Regions from separate parts of the Homo sapiens genome. Here region 2 is linked to region 1. Evidence: chromatin loops called from intact Hi-C (ENCODE). Cell type or tissue: Caco-2. All regions are shown on one strand. Each heading gives the region's core, and the rest is flanking DNA. Links, peaks and the distances in the headings are about the cores only. Region 1 overlaps GULP1 (GULP PTB domain containing engulfment adaptor 1). Region 2 has its middle 100 kb from the start of TFPI.

Region 1 (2,927 bases), core at 176-2,675:
TATTCAAGTTGATGCTTATTTATTTTTATAACACTTCTGTTGATAGCAATACAGATAAATGCCCTATTTACTCCACCTGTCTCACTCTTCAGATGTGAAGGATGTTTGAGTGTGGGAGGGACTCCACAGGCAGGACAAAAACTCGCTGCTTCTTAGTGTGACCATGTGGTACAAACTCGGTGGGAGAGCCTCCTGAGCAATGAACACAGTTTCTTGTTTATAGCAAGTAGACTTGTTTGGACTTAAACATGGAAATTGTATTTTAAAACAAGAGACTATAAAAATAATATACCCTATATCCATGTAAAACATGAACAAATACAATGTAATAAATAATTGTTATAATAAAATGAGGAACAAATATTAAATATAAAATGTGGACTTTTTAATACTCAGTCCATATTTTAAAAATTTTCTATCAAAACTTCCTTGTCCTTTAAAGGGATAACCTTTTTAGAGTATTTAATTTAAAATTTAAAGTATAACCTTTTGTTGGTGTATCTATTTTAGTTTTTTTCAGGATTATAGTTTTGATTAATAAGTTTAAATCCAGTTGATTCTGACCCTGCTTTAGCAAATGACTATTATGATGTGCTTTTTAAAAATGGCTTTTTCTGTATTGCTTGGCAATGGGACCATAGGAAGTCAGCCAAATAAAGGCTATAAAATTAAATTAGCTTACTCCTATATAGCTTATCTACTAGGTACAGTTGAGTAGCTAACAGGCTTAAATACTTTTCCTTTTTTTTGCACATATGGAGTCAAATTGCCTCAAAGAAAATTAGTCCCATCATATTTGAGGCTCTGCAACATTGGTTACAAAGATATATACGCATTTTTAAAAAATAATGAGAATATTCATTGTTATGCCACCAATATTTATTAATCTTGAAGCAATATAAAACTTTTATATTATAAAAAGTAGGAATTATTCTCCCTTAATATTTTACAGTAATTCTGTAGAGAACATATTATCTACATAAAATTGGCATATTTTGAATTTACTATACATAAAATGTGTATTCCAGACATTTTTGTTATAAATGATGTCCTTTGTATGTTAAATACTGTCAAATTTCATAGCAGTTAGACTTCGTAACTCTTTAGCTATTTAATTGTTATTTTTCTGATATTTAAAAACAGTCCTACATTATTCATAGTGATTCTGAAACATTTGAGGAAGGAAAGCAGATATTCTAAATGAGTCCATATGATGTCCAACACTGCTCTCTACTGGCAAAGAAGCAAGTTATAAAACAACTATTCAGCCTTTCAAGTGAAAAAATCTTCCATTTTGAATAATATTTGATAACGAGGGTAGAATCCTCAAACTTCCACACATTTTGTTAAATAGAATACAGTGAAAGAATGGAAGAAATGAATATAGACATCACTTGTGGAAATTAGCTTAAAAGAGAAGTCTTTGTTTTCATTTTAACTATTTGAAAAATAATTATAGGAATTTTGGAAAATATTAACCAAATACGACATATCTTACTAGCATTTTAAGAGTCACCAAGGTAAATATTTTGTTTACAATAGCAAGTTTGATAACATTTCTATAGATTTAATTTCAGCAGACTGCAGCCTGTAAAATGCTGTCTTTTGTACATCTGCCTAAACAATAAGTATTCAAATACATTGAGTGGAGAGATACATGGGGTGGAGTATTTATGTTGAATATAAAATTATATCTATAGTATCAGAAACTTGTTCTGTATTTATCAGAGTCTTTATAGAAGATTTAAAAAAGACATTTACTAGTTTGTAAAATCTGACGAACTATATGCCATGCTGTTATAACTTTCATTATATAGACTAATAATACACAAAACATTTTTAGATCAATGACTACATCTTACCTTTTATAATCTAATATTCTAAATTTCCCATCTGTGTTTTATATCATTCTTATCTGTCCATTTTGCTTGGGAGTCATATTCAATGTTTTAATCTCAAAGTTCAATATATGTAGATACAATCACTTATACCTGCATATTTACACAATAATGCCAAATTATATAGTAATTGATGAGGTTTTGTTAGGTTTGCTTAATATTGTCATTGGCCGATCACTTTTATTTTAATGTAAATTGAAAAGATAATGTGCAATATTTTTAAGAAAGCCACTTCTTGGCTGTGAGGTAAAAGTTGATGCTTATTTTCATTGATACATTTTCTGGAGTGTTCTCATTTTTCTTAGTGAACATATATTAATATTAAAATTAACGTATTTATTCATAAATAAACAGAAAAACCTTGTTGCATTTTCCAGGCACAAGCACACAATTGTGCAAGACACACACTTGTACTCATGTAAACTCTATGGCCTGATATTTCTTAAAAAAAAATTCACCGTAATAAATTTTGTCTATTTGGATTTACAGCAGGGCCTTGAATAACACTCTTTGATTCAATGTTGTTTTATTCCATGTTATTGGTTATAAGGTTGATGAGAAAAAAAATATCAGTTCCCAGACAGGGCTACTGTCTGTGTGGGGTTTTCAGGTTCTCCCCATATCTGCGTGGGTTTTCTCTGAGTACTCCTGTTTCCTCCCATATTCCAAAATGCGCAGGTTTGGTAACTGATCTGTCTAAATGGTCCCCTTCTGAGTGTGTGTGTGTGTGTGTGTGTGTGTGTGTGTGTGTGTGTGTGCGCCCTGCCACTGGGTGGCGTCCTGTCTAGGGCTGTTTCCAGCTTTGCCCCGAGCTATCGGGCAAGGCTCCTGCCACCTGGGACCCTGAGCTAAAACAATTGAGTAAACAATTATCTTACTTGTTTCTATTGATCTTTCTTAAATGTATGTATAGCTCACATTTATTTTGGTGTTTAACATTGGAAGTATTTCGGTCTTTATTTAGAAGTTTGCTGATATTTTTGTGACCAGAAATATGGTGTAGGAACTTAACTGTTGTTTATATCGGTT
Region 2 (2,927 bases), core at 244-2,743, 850 kb before region 1:
GAAGGTAAGACCAAGGGTGCTAACCAAAGCCAAGCACCATGCACCCAAATCCTAGCAAGCATAACTATAGCCACCAGTTATCTGGGTGTGTCATAAGACATCCTTCTCTCTTGCTTGTTGGAGGGAGACTCAGTTCCATAGTTTCACCTTAGCATTCAGATTATGATAAGGAGTCCATGCAACATCCCACAGACACATTTGTCCCAAACTCAATTCTAAGCTTTGGGTCAAAGCCCTAGGAAAGAAAACTAGATATAAGAGATCCAGAGGCAGACAATAATGGAAGTTAAAAGGCACAGCATAGGTGAATGTGGCTGATTCCTGCAGATTAAGCCAAGCCCAAGCTTCCTGTTTCATAGATAAAGGCCACATTAGTATCCATGGCATAAATGAGATCTAGGTAATCCAAGGTTACTGATAGTAGGAGGGAAAAATACATAGGTGAGAGCAGACAATTCCTATTCTTTAGGCCCTCCCTGATTCATGGGTGCAAGCTGCTTTGCAACCCGTGGCGGCACCTGCCAAGGTCACCAGGATTTGGAGATGCAAGAATGGAGGAGGGAAAGAGGATGCTCTTCCCTCTCTCCCTCATGTACCCCGGGTATCTGCTAGGAAGAGAAGGGAACCAGGGATACCCGCTCCTCTCTTTCTAGATGGGTTGTCATTCATCTTCAGTCTGTATCTCTCTCAAATGCATCCTGAGCCCCTGGGATTCCTTTGAAAAATGCCTTCTTTTTTCCTTTCTCCTCCTCTGTCCTCTCTTCACAGATAGGTAATTGTGTCTCTGTACTATGGAACACTCTCCTCAGATACATCCTCTAAACTGGAAAGAGTTAATTTCCCAAACCTTAAACTGATTGGCTTAAGATTGGTCCCAGGGGAAGGGAACCCAGAAGCCTAACATGCTGGCAAGAGGATAAAGTTTTTTTTTTTTTTTTTAACCAGTGGGGCTTTTGGCTTCCCGCTATCTCTGCAAACTAGTAAAAGAACTCAGGATGTTTGAGCTGTCCTTACCCTTCCCCTTGTTTCATTTTCATAGATGTTTTCTAATAACCCGGTTTGTCGTTTTTTGACTTCAGGCCATCAAACTCAGGTCATGCAACCAGAGCCTCTGACTACAGCCCCTTCTGTCAGGCATCCTTAGATAAGCCTCTGAGGGAGCTCTGACTGCAGTTCCCCAAAACAGTCAGTAGGATGCAGTTAAGACCCGTCTTCATCCTTATCCTTTTCCTTATTCTAAGGGCAGTTAGATGCACTTCTTTAGAGGGGGCAATGAGACAGACAGGTGGCCAGGGGTCCTCAGAAAAACTCCACCTGACTTGCACACCTGGTGGAGACACAGAAGTTCACGCCATTGTAGCGGGGAGGAGATTGGCCCCTTCTCTTCCTGTGGAAACTGGGATTCAAGCTGCAAGATGGGAAGTGCACCAGCAGGGACTCTGGCCTTCTGGAGAGTCACTGTTCCCTCTTTTTTTCATTTTCACCCAATAAAACCCTGCTTTACTCACCCTTCAAATTGTCTGCAAGCCTAAATTTTTGTGGCTGTGGGACAAGGACCCTGTTTTTAGCTGAACTAAGGAAAAGTCCTGCAACAATGATATTTAATTTTTTTCCTTTTTCATTTAATCCCTGCTTCAGCTTTATGATATAAGGGATTTATAATCCCTGATTCAGCCTTATGATTAATTTCCCATCCAGCAAAGCATTCACTCCAAAGCAGCAACGTGGGCTTCTGTTATTGGATCTAAGTTATGAAGAAAAACTGGAAATGTGAATTTTTTTTTTAGTATTATACTTTAAGTTTTAGGGTACATGTGCACAATGTGCAGGTTAGTTACATATGTATACATGTGCCATGCTGGTGTGCTGCACCCATTAACTCATCATTTAGCATTAGGTATATCTCCTAATGCTATCCCTCCCCCCTACCCTCACCCCACAACAGTCCCCAGAGTGTGATGTTCCCCTTCCTGTGTCCATGTGTTCTCATTGTTCAATTCCCATCTATGAATGAGAACATGTGGTGTTTGGTTTTTTGTCCTTGCGATAGTTTACTGAGAATGATGATTTCCAATTTCATCCATGTCCCTACAAAGGACATGAACTCATCATTTTTTATGGCTGCATAGTATTCCATGGTGTATATGTGCCACATTTTCTTAATCCAGTCTATCATTGTTGGACATTTGGGTTGGTTCCAAGTCTTTGCTCTTGTGAATAGTGCCGCAATAAACATACGTGTGCATGTGTCTTTATAGCAGCATGATTTATAGTCCTTTGGGTATATACCCAGTCATGGGATGGCTGGGTCAAATGGTATTTCTAGTTCTAGATCCCTGAGGAATCGCCACACTGACTTCCACAATGGTTGAACTAGTTTACAGTCCCACCAACAGTGTAAAAGTGTTCCTATTTCTCCACATCCTCTCCAGCACCTGTTGTTTCCTGACTTTTAATGATTGCCATTCTAACTGGTGTAAGATGGTATCTCATTGTGGTTTTGATTTGCATTTCTCTGATGGCCAGTGATGATGAGCATCTTTTCATGTGTCTTTTGGCTGCATAAATGTCTTCTTTTGAGAAGTGTCTGTTCATATCCTTCACCCACTTTTTGATGGGGTTGTTTGTTTTTTTCTTGTAAATTTGTTTGAGTTCATTGTAGATTCTGGATAGCCCTTTGTCAGATGAGTAGGTTGCGAAAATTTTCTCCCATTCTATAGGTTGCCTGTTCACTCTGATGGTAGTTTCTTTTGCTGTGCAGAAGCTCTTTAGTTTAATTAGATCGCATTTGTCAATTTTGGCTTTTGTTGCCATTGTTTTTGGTGTTTTAGACATGAAGTCCTTGCCCATGCCTATGTCCTGAATGGTAATGCCTAGGTTTTCTTCTAGGGTTTTTATGGTTTTAGGTCTAATGTTTAAGTCTTTAA

What was found. Peaks named below come from ENCODE experiments on the same cell type or tissue, not always from the same donor. Only the 100,000 strongest peaks of a DNase experiment are listed, where the experiment ranks them.
Region 2: a loop joins it to region 1, with 20 times the contacts of the local background. A loop is called at or near these places in 3 of 110 quality-filtered maps.

Annotation. Positions count from the first base shown.
Region 1 is chr2:188,511,428-188,514,354 of GRCh38, forward strand. The region is part of intron 4 of GULP1 (GULP PTB domain containing engulfment adaptor 1); the gene reads left to right. Among named protein-coding and RNA genes, the nearest start is that of MIR561, 220 kb to the left of the region's middle. In Caco-2, for the core only: CTCF peaks have their summits at 1,235 (motif pointing left) and 2,658 (motif pointing right); no DNase peak of the experiment used is centred there.
Region 2 is chr2:187,657,920-187,660,846 of GRCh38, forward strand. No RefSeq gene overlaps it. Among named protein-coding and RNA genes, the nearest start is that of TFPI, 100 kb to the left of the region's middle. In Caco-2, for the core only: a CTCF peak has its summit at 1,255; no DNase peak of the experiment used is centred there.